2 separate regions of the Homo sapiens genome follow, and region 2 is linked to region 1. A link is an interaction called in ENCODE POLR2A ChIA-PET data of the cell type or tissue named here. Cell type or tissue: OCI-LY7. All regions are shown on one strand. Links, peaks and the distances in the headings refer to the core of each region. The heading gives the core; the rest is flanking DNA. Region 1 has its middle 43 kb from the start of PLCL2. Region 2 overlaps TBC1D5 (TBC1 domain family member 5).

Region 1 (11,578 bases), core at 3,499-8,498:
TCTATGTGTGGGGCTACATCTCCCAAGGGCTGAGCCCCATTCTCTACTTTACTTCCCTGAAGTAATTCAGCTTTTAGATACACATGAAGCAGAATGGGTCAATCTAGAATACTCCTCACCACCATAACTAGTCAGCCAACTCTCAAGTTTCCAATGGCTGGGAACTGTGTAGTTCTTAAGCTTTAGCTAAGGAAGCCTTTCTTCAGACAAAAGTTTACTTAATATGTAAGGCATCTAAAATCAGGACTTGAGAGAAGCCAAGATTGGGAATAGGTGGGGGAAGGAGAGAAAAGATGAAGCCTCTGCCCCATGGCCAAGTCTCTGAGAGGTCGCTCTGAAAACCCTGAAAGAGAATTAAGATTTTTTTAAATGCCACAGAGCCCTCACCTTCAATTTTGATAATGTGATTTGAAGGGCGAGACATAAACCCTGACTTCAGTCTAGTTGGAAAATCAGCAGTAAGAAATAAGAGACAATTAGAGAGTAGTAAATTTTTGTCACTGTAAATAAGTGCAGTAGGAATCCAGAAAAAAGTGACAAGCTTACCGGCTGGAATAATTTTAAAAGGCATCTTGAAAGAAGTGGGTCTTCACTCTATAGAAGGATAAGTGAAATGCAGCAAAGCGGAAAGCAAAAGAGAAGTCATCCGGGGTGAGGGCTGTGGCCAAAGCCAGAAGGGAAGTGGGTATTGGATCTTTCGGTACATGAAATAGTGCACTTCTTCCTTATTGAAGATAGGGATGGACTTGGAAAATGAGAAAGTAAGGTTGAGTCTACATGGTGGATAAGGCTTTTGGAGAGAAACAAAGCAGTGGAGCACAGACCTCCTGTTTAGGCAAAAGGGGGCCCCTGAGAGTTCTCGACAAGCTGAAGATAGTCTATGAAATAGCTTTGTCTGACCTCAATATATAAGGTAAGGGAGAATTAGTTGGAAGGCACCCAGGGAAGAAGCTGTGGCCCTTCTCACAGTGCCATGGCCCAACCTGGGGTAGGTTCTGGCAGAAGTTGACATTGAACTTGAGGGCAATGACCCTGTTTTTCTGATGCTTATGAAAACCAGCCACATCACATACAAACACTGCAAACTTTCTTCCTGGAAAGTTTTCTTTATTACTGTTATGTTTCTTATCCTGTGGTGCTCTACTGACAGCTGTCCCACTCCAAAAGAGTAACAAAAGCAGGAAGAAGTGAGGGGAGAGCCAGACACCTGAGTGAGCAGTTATCTCTGGAGCCCCCTCCCTGCCTTCTGCAACACTGAGCAAACAAGATGTTTAACAATTCTGCCTGGAGTGATCTGGAAGAACCCCAGAACGTCCCTCATTTTATGGCATCCAACAGATGAGTAAGTAGGGAGATAATAGCTATGAAATTATATGTGGATCTTTCGATCCCGTGCAGAAGTCAGTTCATTAGATTAGAATCAACCAACATTTACTGATGGCTCACCACGTGCTAGTTTGGCATGCATCTCGTGTAATCCTCAGCACTCTATGAGGTAGGTATTTTTACCCCCATTTTTCAGAAAACTGACATTTCGTACACATTCATCTCTATTTACCAAAATAATGGAACATTTAATCAGAATTTTTATTTTAAAATGAGTAATTCCTTCCCTTTACCTCAGTATATTTAAAAGATAAGTTTAGACAATAGGGCTTGACTATAGTTAATTGTAGAACAGCTGTTCAATAACTGGGCACTTTTTCCATGCATGGCACTAAACTACACGCTCTGGGGCAGAAAGCAAAGCCTGGCAAACATAATCACCGGCCCCAAATTGCTTACCCTGGAGTTAGGTAGACACCAAATGCACACAACAACATTAGATAACAGTCTAAGAAGGTATAACAGGACTCAGTGAAATTGCATTGAGGAGCGACCTGTCAAGTTCCAAACCAACAGGTATTTCTTGAACCCCAAACATCCAAAATAAGTAAGCCATTTTGGCTACATTTCTGCCAGTTATCTTTCCCATCAGTCAAAACCTTTTGAATTTTCCTTTTTATTGCTTCCCTTTTCATTTCCCCTTCCATTGACCTTGGTCAGGTGTTTCTCACCTCTTGCCTGGATTTTTTCTACAACCTCTGGGCTGGTATCCCAGCAAAGATGGCTGGTTCTTCCAGTCCAGTTCTTTAGCCCTGCCAGACTCACCTTGGCGAAATACTACCTGCTTGATGGCACTCCTGTGCTCCCAATCCTTCTGTGGCTCCCACCATGTGTAGGATGATGTCTAGATTGGCATTCAAGTTCTATTAATATTTTTAATTCATCTGGAGTTACCTATTCTCTGTTTCCCCAGCATGCTGTACCCATTACTGTCTCCTTGACTCAGTCCCACTTGTACCTCCTATCATGTCAAAGTCAGGCATCGCCTCCTGTATTGAACTCACTCCAGTCTCAGTATTTCATCAGCTTTTCCTCACATACCTCCTTGGACTATGTTCTATGCACTTAGTATCTATCCAACTCACCAGCAAGCAGTTTAGGGCCAGTGATTGCCTCTGACAGACTCTGCTTTCTTCCCCAGAGCCCTTTGTTTAGTTTACATAGAGTGAGTGCCTGGTTATTTAATAGCTATTGAACAAAACTCTGTAGAGTCAAACTTTATTGTCTAAAGGTAACACAAACTTGCCCTTTACATTTCCTAATTTTTGTATTTGATTCTGCAACATCCTTATTGCATGAGTTCTGGGATTTTGCCATCTCTGGGTAACTCAATTATAATCTGCAACTCTTAAAGTCTACAACTTGCACTCTGTCAGTAATGTCCAATGGAATGTCCTATATTTCTACCTGTGCTGTCCAGTTTAGTGACACCTGGCCACATGTGGCCATTGGGCACTTGAATTGTGTCTAGCGCAACTGAATTTTTAATTTTATTTAATTTTCATTAATTTAAATAGCCACATGTGGCTAGTGACAATTGTACTGGACAGTGCAGGTCTAAGTATTTATGAATAAAAAAAGAAAAGAAGATAAGACAGTATCAGCCCCAGAGCTTTTCAATAGCCACTCTAAACTGTAAATAATTCACAAAAGTATTGAGCTGCGAAGTCACAAGTTTCCATGGCCTTCTCACCCATACGACATACAGTTTCAGCTAGGTGTATATCTACTGGCTGCCTGTTGACAAACATTCCTATTTTTATTACCTCATCTAGAATTCCAAAAGCCCAGCTCAGGTGATTACACAGGGAGACAGAATAAAATTCTCCCACACAGCACTCCCTAATAACTACAGGTGATCTCATGAAACCAGCTCATACTTGAGGGTCCCATTTGAAGAACCCTGCCAAGACCTCTATTTTTATCTTTATGTATGTGATTTCCTATTTTAGCTTCAAATAAGTATTTTACGAAAAATAATACAATTACCGGCCATAATGTGTGTTAATGAAGGGCAGGCATAGCAAAGATTCATCAGTTCACCCATAATCCCTACCTCAGACAAACATTCCCGTCCTCACCAAGGTATCCCAGTTAATATGTGGACAGGTTGGCTAATGTCAAACTCAGCCCTTAACAAAAATAAGAGATAACAATTATTGAATGTTTATAATTCTTAGAAGCAATCAATATGTATTATGCTATTTATTGCATTCAACAATCCTTTGAGGCAGCTATTACTATCAATCCCATTTTACAGATGAGGAATTGAGGCACAAAGGGGTTATAGGATGTGCCCAGGTTAATGAAGCTAGCACTTGCAGAGCCAGGATTTGCACCCAGGCATTGTAACTCCACTGCTTGTACTCTTAATCACTCTACTATTTTCTTACTGAACCCCACCTGAGGTATTTATACTAATTCATCCATTCATTTTAAACTCAGTATGTAATGAGCACTAGCTTCTCATGTGTATCAGGCACTGTGCTAGCTATGGTGTGAACAAGCAATGGGTTCCCTTGTACAGCTATAGCCTAGGACCCTAAGAACTCAATCACATTGGCTGATCATCACCACTGGGTTTGCTCCGAGGATCTTATCATCTACATGAGAGGGAAAGATCACTAAGGAAAAAAGACCATTAGGCACCATTAAGGACACACGTCAGGTGAGTGTTAGGAATATATTTCTTAGAATATCAGGTTTAGGGCTGAGCCTTAAAGACTTGAATGAATGATTCAAACTTTAAATGAATTAAACCCCTAATAGAATAAAGAGGCCAACCCAGGGCAATTTCAAGCCTACCCAGCAAAACCCCAACTTCCCTCAAGGGGCAACCCTTCCTGCTCCCTAAGTGGAGTGCGTGGAATGTGCCTTCTCTTAGGAATATCCTTTCCCACTTCTCCACCTGGCTGACTCCTTCTTAGACATCATTTAGGACTTTGCTACTTGAAATGTGGACCTTGGACCAGCAGCATTGGCATTACTTGGGAGCTTGTTAAAAACGCAAAATCTCAGGCTCCACCCAACCCTGCTGAATCAGAACCTGCATTTTAACACGATCCCCAAGTGCTTTTTGCATCCGTTACAATCGGAGACGCACCAAAGTAAGACATAGCTCAGATATTATCACTTCCTTGAACCCCTGGCTTCGGTGAGGTTCTTCTCCAGGGAGTGCCCACAGTGCCCTGGTCTTGGGCCCACCACAGCACTCACCACACTGAAATGTGTTTGTTGGTTCTCTGTCTCCTACCTGGATGGGCAGCAAAGGTGTCTTATTTATCTTGGCTTCTCCAGTGCCTATAACAATACTGAGTAAACATCAGTTGAAGGAACGAATGAGTGGCTCTGAAGAAAGGTGAAAGCACTCTGGAAAATTAGCATTATGTTGCTAGGAGCCCATCTGGAACCTAATACTTGACATTTCTCTCTCTCAGCTGCTCCAGCTGCCCCCTGCATACATGAACGATTTCTCTAAATGCACCTAACTTCAGCCTTCAGGCCTGAGCCAGCGTTTAGGGTTCTCTGAGTCTTCTGCTTTTAAGCCACCTCATCACGGAACCCAGTAGGAAAACCCCAACAAACAAGGGCGGGCCCTCTGCTGCTTGGCACAGCCACCTCAACAAAAGCTGGGCACTTCCTGTAAGGCCCAACCCTGGGCCTGGCATCCCATCCTGCAGGGGGATCGCCCCTCTCCCTACTTCTGCTCACCACCTCCGGCACTTCCCCCGGTTACTTGGGTTGCTGCAGGAGCTGGGAGCACACCTTGCAGCTGCGGCAGCTTCAGAAGCTCAGATTTAACAAATGCTGGGCCGGCCTCAAAGTTAACTTCAGTTCAGTTTTCAAAGATCCTGCAAACAGCAGAAGGAGACCAGCCTGCTTCTTGTTTCTTGTCAAAGAGCGCTGTTCCCTAATTAGCCTCTCATGCTAACTTGGGGGAGCATCTCTATTCTTAGATAATACAGAAAACTGGTTTTACCCCTTAATAGTGTCTTTCTTTCTTTTGTAAATAGTTTTTTAATAAACATTTTGGTAGCTACATGAGGTTGGGTAATGCCCAAGGCTTTACCAACCTCATTGTGATATTTTTTTCACTTGTAACATATGTGACCACAGATGCTGCCACAGGCGTCACGTGGCCCCCTCACTGTAGCTGGGAGGGGACACACCTCCCATTTCCCTCTGACCACTGGGCTTTGTCTTTTCTCTCTCCTGTCTAAATTACTGAGCTGTCAGATCTAAAAGGACTGTAAAGAATAGAGATGTCATTGCCCTCTTATTTTAAAAAATTAGTAAAACAAATTGCTTTAAGTTTTCTAAACTTTTCAAAGCATTTTTAATGCAATACGTCTACATGCTAATTGTAGAAAATGTGGAAAAGCCAGAAAAGCATAAATTACCCATAATGCTACAATACAGAGAAAAATCACTCAACATCTCGGTAAATTTCTCACTAAACTTCATGTATCCAGAATAATGCATGTGAATGACTAGCGATGGAGCTGTCCTCCACCTTCCAGCCCCCACTGATACTTCAGGAACTTGGTAATAATACAAACCTGCACTTTATGCAGTTTGGAGTTTTATTCCTACTTACAAGATTATGAGTGGGTTTATTGTACTTCTATAGTTGAGCTGAAACTACGGCAGTCCCTTCTCACCTGCACTTTCACTTTCCAACGTTTTAGTTATTTGCAGTCAACTGCAGTCTGAAAATAGTAAATGAAAAATTCCAGAAATAAACAATTCATAAGTTTAAAATCGTGCAATATTCTAAGGTGCTTGATGAACTCCCACGCTGTCCCACTAGGTCCTCCTGAAATGTGAAATATCCTTTTGTCCAGAATACCCACGATGTATACCACATAGTAGTTGTTTTGGTTATCAGTTTGAAAAAACAGAGAATATATAGGATTCAGTACTATTTGAGGTTTCAGGCATCTGGTGGGGGGTCTTGGAAGGCATCCCATGCAGATAAGCAGATAAGAGGGGACTACTGTGCATACAACTTTGTATACTTCCTTTTTTTTTTTTTTTTTGCTTAAAGGAATATCAAGAGAATTTGCTCATGTTAACACTTTTTTCCCCCATTTTCTAATTTGTCAAATGAGTTTAAATGAGGTGATAAAATTGTTGGAAGTTGGGAGGTTACTAATCTGTTGTAATAAGATTTAAATAAAATAATATATTTTCAAAGTGCTTAGCTTGGGGCCTGGCATATAGTAAACTCTTCATAAATGGTAGCTATGACCATAGATTATTACTAAAATCTCATTTTAATGCCAGCATATTTCATTCTAAGTAGCATATTTAACCACCCACCCTTTTATTGTTCTGAGCTTGTTTCCAATTCTCCCCATTAAAAATTGTAGCACTGCAAGGATATCTTTGAGTATAACTTTTTGTTTCCTTTACAAAATTATTATTTCTTTAAAATAGATGACTCGGTTGAAAGATATAAACATTTTAAAGGCTTTTTGTTATATATTGACAAATAACTTCCCAGTGTTAATAACACTCAGTATTAATAACTGGCAGAAAATTTGGTACTAGGAAGTTATTTATCTATGTATAATAAAAATTGTATCAAATTTCTGGCCAACCACAAACGGGATTGCCCATCTTTCTGCATCCTCACCAGTAGTCAATCTTCTTTTTAAATCTACAAACGTAGCAGGTGAAAATTTGATTTTGTTGTTCTTTGAATTTGTATTTCTTGAAATTACCAATGAAGTAAAAATATCTTCATTAACCATCTGTATTGAATTATCTCTTCATGATCCGTACAGTAAAAGATATTTTATCAGTCAAATACCCTAATGGTTTGGATTTTCTTTTGTGTGTGGTATTTCTCATCTCAAAACCTGTCAGAAACACACTCACTTCCTACACACAACTAGAAAGGCTATCAGTAAGACTATTTGGGATTTTGCCAGAGATGCCTTTAAATTTAATCATACAACTACTAAATATTATATTTGACAAAGATTCACTCTATGTATCCATACAGTGGTTCTTAACCACAGATTCTATCCAGGATGGGTGAGAAAGAAAGGGGTGGGAATAACCAGAGCCCAGGCTGCAGCTGTAACCCACAGCCCATCTGACCTGTGCTCCGCCCTAAGTGAGCATCTGAGCCCAGGCCATGCAAACAGAAACTCAGGACTCAGAGGGACACCCACCTCTCCCAGCTAGCATCTGGTCACAAACTGAGTAGCAGAGCTAGGATTCAACACTGGGCCGCGTGGGCCCCAAAGTGGATGCTCTTGGCCCACCAAACCACACAGGGTCCCTTAAAAACAGGGTCTCTGAACATGAGAATATCCAAAGTTTATATTCTGAGAGCCTCAATAAGATTTTTATGAGGAAGGCATCTTACTAATTTTTATCCTCAAAGTAAAATTGCTGTCTCCAGGAAGGAAATGCATTTCCTTGTGAACGCTTGCCGGGGTCCTTTAATTCTAAGAGAGAAACTGAGGTCGAGTGTCATCCTGGCTCCCAGAGAGGCATTTATTCTTACTGTGACTCAATTTCCTCTCGTAAAAAAGGGAAAACATTCCAACCTCTCCCAGAAAGATGGCGAAGATGCTGGGCTTTGTTGGTCCTTGCACGGGGAAAATGACTGTGGAATACCAGATCCTGAGGACTGTTTTGTAGAGATTATATAGCATCTGTCATTCACACAATGCCTGCTGATTAATAACGATTGAAATTATTGTGAAAGTAATTTGCAAGTACAAAGCAGGATCTGCATAAATCTTGCCAAGAGTTCTGAATACCAGTCCCAGTAAAGTTTTAACCAAGAGAGCAGGCATTTTTCCCACCAGTCCCTCAACCCTCACAAGTGTCAAGTCACTCACTAACAGAATGTATACTCCACCATTTAACAGTGACTTGATTTCTTTTAGGGGCTGATCTAATTTCTGGAGGATACTGCTCCACGATGCCATGTTAATTCATATGATTGATTTAATGCATCTCTCCCTTCCAGTATGGAGAGCCATAAAAATACTCATCTTTCTGAGCTACAGAAATTGGTTTTCTAGTTTATGTTCTGCAGAAGTACTCAATGCTGTTCGTCAGAAAGGAATTGAGACTACATGCTTCTGTCTCTGAATCTGAACCAAGGGGGATATAAAGTGTGTCTTGATAGACCCCAATGACTCAGATGGTGCTGCTTTAAATTTTCAAGTTGGATTTAAACTCAGGAACCAATTTTACCAGTTGAGATGTCCAAAACAGGTTTGCTTCAGCAGAGCAAGCTGAAGTTAGCTGCTTTGCCTGAATTAAACAAATGCTGGCAGTGCTATCAGGACCCTGGCATGGCCAGATGGCAATTGCCACACCTTGCCAGTTACCAATCAGCGTTCAACAGCTGGGCTTGACCAAACAGCAACTGTCCTTGACCCTGGCTTCTGATCATCTGTTGGCTATAAATAGAAGTGGGGTGTCATGAAAAGAGAGCAAAGTACTTGATGCTAGCAATTCAGGAAATCCATCTGAAAAACAACATAGCCAGCTCAATGTATTGAGCTAGTTTCAGGATTACTTAAGAATGGAAAAACATAAAGTCTAAGAATAAGACATTATTCCAACATTGAGATGCCTGCAGCAAAAAAACAATGTGTGCTTTTACGAAATGAAGGCTAGACTATTTCCAGATTATGTATGTAGTCATATTGAAGACACCAAGTATCAGCATTTGAAGTCCCCTGGGTTTGACAGATAACAACTGTTAGAGTTTGTTTAAGAAAATAGGAAAGCATATCCAAAATCTAGTGTCTTACTTTTCCTGTACCAAAAAATATGCAGGCAAAAAAAAAAAAAAATGCAGTAGCCCACAGTTCTGCTTCATGTGATGTCACTTAACGTATTCATTAGACATCATATTAGAGCTAAAAAACTGACAGATGAGTGTTTTATTGACTACATCAGATCTGGGTAGTCCTAAAATAAAGCACTGGGAAGAGAATCTCTATGTGTTATGCAGCTAAATATTCACATTGTCCAAAGACAAAAGACAGACGGTGGGAAAGAAGCAGACAATGACATTTTTAGAAACAAAACTGAAATTACCTTAGATCTGCTGGACGAGATGGAAACCACACATTCAGGAGAAAATGCAAACACAATCCAGCAAGAAAGGAAAGAGCAACAAGGTGGAATCAAAAAAACAAAAGAAAAGAGCTGAGTTTAAGCTCCAGAGAGATTTAAATTAAACTGCCCTTGTCCTTTTGCAGGGCCCTGCTTTTAAAGGTTAAGGCACAAACACAGGCAGGCCTTGCAGCCTCCTCTCTGTGTCCCCTCTCACTCTAGACAGCTGGGGATGTCTTTCATGTCTGACAACTGCGGTGGGAGAGTGTGTGGACAGAACCAGCAACTGTGGGCTTGGCGGGACTCCACGAAGCCAAGGACGGGCCAGCAGGGCAAGCCTGGTAGTGCATAGCTTCTTCTTCCTCATCTATAATACAATGGATCCAACTTTTTCTTAACTGCCGAACGGTTCACCTTGCCTAGAGAAAGCCGATTTATCAAGACAGGGAAACTGCAATGGGGAAAGAGTAATTCATGCATGGCCCACTGTGCAGGAGACCGGAGTTTTATTATTACTCAAATCAGTCTCTCGGAGCATTTGGGGATCGGAGTTTTTAAGGACAATTTGGCGGCCAGGAGCTCAGGAAGTGGGGAGTGCTGACTGGTCAGGTTAGAGATGGAATCATAGGGGGTTGAAGTGAATATTTTTTGCTGTCTTCTGTTCCTGGGTGAGATCAAAGAACTGGTTGAGCCAGATTACGCGTCTGGGTGGTATCAGCTGGTGCATGAAGTGCAGAGTCTGCAAAATATCTCGGGCACTAATCTTGACTTTTACAATAGTGATGGTATTCCCAGGAGCAATTTGGGGAGGTTCAGACTCTTGCAGTCAGAGGTTGCATTGTCCCTAAACCATAATTTTTAATCTTGTAGCTAATCTCTTAGTCCTACAAAGGCAGACTGGTTCCAGTCAAAGGGCTATTATTTAGTTTGTTTCAGAGTTAAACTATAAACAACTAAATTTCTTTCTAAGCTTAGTTTGCCCTGTGCCCAGGAATGAACAAGGACAGCTTAAAGGTTAGAAGCAAGATGGAGTTGGTTAGGTCTGATGTCTTTCACTGTCATAATTTCCTCAGTTACAATTTTTGCAAAGGCAGTTTCACTTTGTGCTCAGAGGACCTTCTTTCAAAGTCAAAAATGGTTCTTGGTGTACAAGTAGTTAGACTTTCAGTGACTTGAGTGATGAAAAGACTGAAAGCTACTAGGGATCAGTAGGGCTTTTAAATATAATTTATATTTGGTTCCTTATCACACCATCTATATAGATTTGGGAACAAGTCGTATAAAGTCTGTGAAATTTTTGAAATAACTGAAACAAGTTATCGTTTCAGTCTACAGATGGATTGGAGGTCACGTGATCTGGCTTTGGTGCTGACTGCTGGAGGATGTTTGTGGTGATGGAAATTTGAAATTCCTGTGGTGGCCTTTTCCCTGATTTCAGGGGCATTGATGTCTTTTTTTTTGAAATGTGCCTCTGTGGTGGGATTTGACAAAGAATTAGTTTGTTTTTTGGTTGTTTTCCATTACCCAATCAAACTAATCTCAATCCAAATTCAGACGACCCCTTTTCCCTTTCCCTCACAAAATCTTTCTTTTCTCCAAAGTCTTACACATATTGGCCCCAGGTTTTGGGTCACTGTTCACTCACTGAGAAGCTAAGGAAACAAATATTGTCTTAGCAATGAAGGTAATTCTCTCACAGTCTGGTACTTGAAAAGCAAACCGAGAAACTGTGATAAACAGCAATTGGCAGAGTTCTCCGTTTCAGAAGAATTCCCGTACTTGTGCAAGTGTCTCTCAGAAGGTAGGCTTGTAACTTTCTAGGGGACTGCAGCTGGCTCTCCCACTCTGGGATAGACCTCCTGATAAGGCTGATTTTCCACAATTCAGGTTCTCTGAGGACTGCCCACCCAAATCCATTGCCAAACATTTTTTACTTTGTAGGCTATTCTAATTGGTAATAAAAACTGACAGGTTTATCAAAGAGAAACATAAGTATGTTGGCATTGGAAAGAAACTTGGGAAGTCTGCTCCTCGAATTTTATACACCACGAAATAGAAATCTGAGTTTTTAGAGCCTATGACAGATTTTGACAATGCC
Region 2 (5,000 bases), core at 1-5,000, 370 kb before region 1:
CATTTTTGCGTTAGCAAAAATTGGTTCCTCTGCTTTTGCCTTTGTTCCCCCTGACTCACCCCCACTTGACCATCTCTGATTCTGTTCTCAATACAACAGCCAGAGCAATCCTTTTAAAATGTAAGTCAAATCATGTCACTCCTCTCCTCAAACCCTCTAGTGACATCCCATAGCTTCCCTTCTCAGAGTAAAACTAATCAAAATCATCTACAAATCCCTACCTGTTCTGATCCCCCTGCTTGCTCTCAAACCTCATCTCTCACCCTTCTCCTCCTTGCTCTTAGCTCTAACCATACCGGTCACTTTGTGATCTCCTTGAACACCGAAGATCCTGCATTAGGGCCTTAGCACTTGCTGTTCTTGCATATTTGCTGCAAAGCGGGTACTTCACCTTCTTCAGGTTTTTGCTAAAATGTTAATGTTCCTGAATTTTCAGTGACACTTTCCCTTACCAGAGGGAAGAGGAGAGATGCTTTTTTGAAAAACTTTGGCCAAAGATTTGGATTTTTTAATCTTGCTAATGTAAAGTGCAGTATAATAGATTCTGGTTTCTGTAATTAAGGGATTATTCCATTAGTGAAGAAACACCCAGTCATTTAACCATTGTTTACTGAAACTTTGATTTTTTTTTTTTTTTAGTTCTTTTTATATGTGTGCAATGCTTGGATAATCATAGTATAAAAAACATAGAAAACTATAGTGGTAGATACCTTCACTGTTTTTTTGAAAACCAGTGGCTATTCTGATACATAAAAATGCATGCATTTTAATACTCCATAGTGTCATTATGTTGATAGTATCAACCTAGTGGCATCATAATTGATCATCATTTATTAAAAACAGTAGATCGAATAGCTTAGTGAAAGAGTCTGGTGTTTCATTATTGCTACTTAATTTTTCTTACAGGGCTAAGTTCTAAAAACATCAGTTCATCTCCAAGCGTTGAGAGTTTGCCTGGAGGAAGAGAATTCACTGGCTCTCCACCTTCATCTGCTACTAAAAAAGATTCCTTTTTTAGCAACATCTCACGTTCTCGCTCACACAGCAAAACTATGGGCAGAAAAGAATCTGTAAGTATTTAAGGACAGTTTTCTCTTCGTTCTTCATTTTCTTCTCTAGAGTGCTGCATTTATGAAAGCTCTGTTAGTGCCCAGTTTTATAAAGCTCTTAAAACTTTTATGGACTAAAAGGAATTATTTTATCAAAAGTATTTTATTATTTTACTTTAGTAATATTTTAAGGCTGTAGCCTATATTACACTGGAAAAAAAAAAAAGTAGCATCATTTTAAAATAAGTTGAATCTTTCCCAAATCCCAGTCCTTTTTTTCTCTACAAATGCCTTTTTGTCAAAGCCTGTGTTTTCTTATAAAATTTAACAGATAAATGATGGAACTTGAAACAAACCAAGGTGTTTTTTCCATTTTAAATATTTCTTGAAAATTAAAAATAATTGATTTACCATTTAAAAAGCTATACAAACTACATTTAAATTCTATTTTGATACGCTGTAAAATTCTTTTTTTTTTTTTTTTTTTTTTTTTTGAGACAGAGTCTTAATCTTGGCTCACTGCAGCCTCCACCTCCTGGGTTTAAGCGATTCTCATGCCTCAGCCTCCTGAGAAGCTGGGATTACAGGTGTGTGCCACCATGCCTGGCTAATTTGTGAATTTTTATTAGAGATGGGGTTTTGCCATATTGGCCAGGCTGCTCTGGAACTCTTGGGCTCAAGTGATCTGCCCGCCTTGGCCTTCCAAAATGCTGGGATTACAGACATGAGCCACTGCCTCCAGCCTGTAAAATTCTTTATATACATTTCTCAAAAGGATATAGCTAAGGCATATCCACTGCTTTAAAAACTTGGTTGTGTCTGAAATTATTATAAGCCAACTTCACGTTTAACCACATTTTATAACAGCCATGCATAGCTTAACAACAATGATACATTCAGAGGAATGTGTTGTTACGCAATTTCATCATAGTGCAAACATCATAGAGTGTACTTATACAAACTACATGGTACCGCCTACTACACATCTAAGCTGTATGGTATAGTCTGTTACTCCTAGGCTACAAACCTGTATAGCATGGTGCTGTACTGAATACTGCAGGCAATTATAACACAATGTTAAGTATTTTTGTATCTAAACATATAAAAGGTACAGAAAAATATAAGGTAAGGTATACAGGAAAAAAAATGGTACACCTGTCTAGGGCACTTATGAATGGAGCCTGGAAGTGGCTCTGGGCGAGTGAGTGAGTGAGCAGTGAGTGAATGTGAAGGTCTAGGATTATTGTGCACTACTGTAGACTTTATAAACACTGTACACTTAGGCTACACTAAATTTATTTAAACAATAGTTCTTTCTTCAAAATAAATTAATCTTACCTTATTATAACTTTTACTTTATAAACTTTTATTTTTTTAATTTTTGATTCTTTTGTAATAACACTTAGCTCAAAACAAACGCATTTGATAGATGTACAAAAATGCTTTTTATTATCTTTATTCTATAGCTTTTTTCTATTTTTAAATTTTTTTATTTTACTTTTTAAGCTTTTTTGTTAAAAACGGACACGCACATTAGGCTAGGCCTAACCAGGGTCAGGATCATCAGTATCATTGTTTCCACCTCCACGTTTTGTCCCCCTGGAGGGTCTTTGGGGGCAGTGACACTCATAGAGCTATCACTCCTGTGGTAACAATGCCTTCTTCTGGAATACTTCCTGAAGGACCTGCCTGACATTGTTTTAAAGTTAACTCTTTTTTTATATATATATATAACTAGAAGTACATTATAAAATAATGATAAAAAGTATAATGTAGTAAATACATAAACCAGTAACACAGTCGATTATTATTATTCACTGTACATAATTGTATGTGCCATACTTACATATGACTGGCCGCACAGTAGGCTGGCATTACCGCAAACACTTAATCCATTGCACTATGACATTATGACAGCTATGATGTCACTAGCCAATAGAATTTTTTAGCTCCATTATAGTCTTATGGGACCACCATCATGTATGTGGTCTGTCATTGATCAAAACATCATTATGTGGCACATGACTGTAGTTTAACACCTAATATCTTAATAAGATCTCATCTGCCCAGTGGAAGAGGATGCCAAGGTAATACAGAAAAGGATCTAGCTATAGCTGAAATTATCCTAAATTAGAAAAACAAACAAACTATTAACCTTTGAGAGATAATTATTTAAGGTACATAGAATATCATGTTCTCTATCTGTGTGACTTTGTATGTCTTGGGGCAAGACACTCAGCTTCTGGCGTTTTAACCACCTTATCTGCAAATTAAACATTTTTGCTCTCTGAAGAGTTTACTACCTGCCCTCTTAGGGATCCCTTCAACATGTAGGAACTGTGATTCTGTAGTATATAAAAGAGCAGAGAGGAACTTTAGTTTAAACCTGGCACCTTTAGTGCAAGCATTTAGCTCTGTTCCCTCCTAAAATTCCACTGCAAGGACAACAAGGGCAGTTAGATAAACCCTCAAAGAATAAGAAAACAAGAAAAAACAGTAGCAATAAAAATATTGTTACTTGGAAAACAGATGACAAGTGACAACTAAGCAGCCTAAGAAAGCTGAACCTTAAGTCAGTGGTAGGCAAAAAACAAAGAAGCAGCTTGACTTACATTGTAAAATTCTCCAGAAGCTCAGGAGCTGCAAGTGAAGATGAAGGTAGAACTGAAGACATGACAACTGGTCAGAAGCTTCTGAAAGAGGAATTAGATTCCCTTCCCTATGTCAGCAAAAGACTGAAAATTTAATTCTCTGAAAAGCGTACAAAATGTCTGTGGTCTGAGAGATCAGGCACATTCCAATGTGAACCACCCTACTGGAAAAGGGGTAATGAATATACTTAAATGCTAGATTTGAGACCCCAGGCCTCCGCCACTTGCTTTCCAGAGCACCAGTATGTATAGCCCTTCAGGCAGGAGATTTGGAAGGGTTTTCTCTAGGCAAAAGACACGTATACACAGCTATAAATATACTCACCCTAGGAGTGCTCCAAGGAAACAGCCAGTTACTTCTTAGTGGATCCCACCATTAATGAGCTCCATCCAAACACAGAACTTCCTCTTAGCTTTTTAGTTCATACTATTTTATATGAACAAGACAGCCAAAGATCACCAGACACTTGAAGAGAGGATTTGATAATGAAAGACAAAAACAGAAAAAAGCAACTGGGAAGGAAACAGGCTATGCAGAACAAGAAAACAAAAATCATATTTTAATAGATTTTTTTGTTCTCTAAATGTTATATTTTTTCTAATGTGATACCTTTTCGAATGTATACATTTTTCTAAAATGTAAAACTCAGTGGAAGAGTTGGAAGAGAAAGTGGAGGAAATCTCCCCTGAAAATAGAATATAAAACAAATAAATAGAAGAGAGAAAAAACATAAGAAAATTAGAGAACTGGCCCAGAAATTTTTTAAAATAGGAGTTTCAGAGTGAACAGAGAAAATAAAAGAAAGCAAATATGAAAAATACAATTCGAGAAATTTTTCCATTAATAAAATAACTGAGTTTTAAGGTAGGAAAAAGTCCATAGACTGACCCACACAAGAAAAAACAAACCTACACTCAGATGTATTACTGAAAAAGTTCAGAAATCTGCAAACAAAAGAATTTTACTGACTTGTAGAGTTGGAAAAGAAGGATTCTAACAACGAATGAGGAATTAAAATAGCTACAGACTTCTCAGTAGCAACACCAAAAGCAAGACAATGGAGCGATACTTTGAAAGTTCTGAGAAATGGCTGGGCGTGGTGACTCATGCCTGTAATTCCAGCACTTTGGGAGGCTGAGGCAGGTGGATCACCTGAGGTCAGGAGTTCGAGACCAGCCTGACCAACATGGTGAAACCCCATCGCTACTAAAAATACAGAAATTAGCCAGGCATGGTGGCGGGTGCCTGTAGTCCCAGCTATACGGGAGGCTGAGGCAGGAGAATCACTTGAACCCAGGA

Evidence for each region. Peaks named below come from ENCODE experiments on the same cell type or tissue, not always from the same donor. Only the 100,000 strongest peaks of a DNase experiment are listed, where the experiment ranks them.
Region 2: POLR2A ChIA-PET joins it to region 1 with 16 read pairs; 3 of 35 experiments call an interaction of 5 or more read pairs at or near these places.

The regions. Positions count from the first base shown.
Region 1 is chr3:16,835,977-16,847,554 of GRCh38, reverse strand. No RefSeq gene overlaps it. Among named protein-coding and RNA genes, the nearest start is that of PLCL2, 43 kb to the left of the region's middle. RefSeq lists an enhancer at 4,990-5,239. In OCI-LY7, for the core only: no CTCF peak of the experiment used is centred there; DNase peaks (open chromatin) are centred at 4,444, 5,044, 5,204 and 5,534; H3K4me3 peaks cover 2,509 bases; H3K27ac peaks cover 2,461 bases.
Region 2 is chr3:17,210,277-17,215,276 of GRCh38, reverse strand. TBC1D5 (TBC1 domain family member 5) reads left to right here. Exons shown (of 23, transcript NM_001349074.2): 19 at 907-1,070. Among named protein-coding and RNA genes, the nearest start is that of PLCL2-AS1, 160 kb to the right of the region's middle. In OCI-LY7, for the core only: no CTCF peak of the experiment used is centred there; no DNase peak of the experiment used is centred there.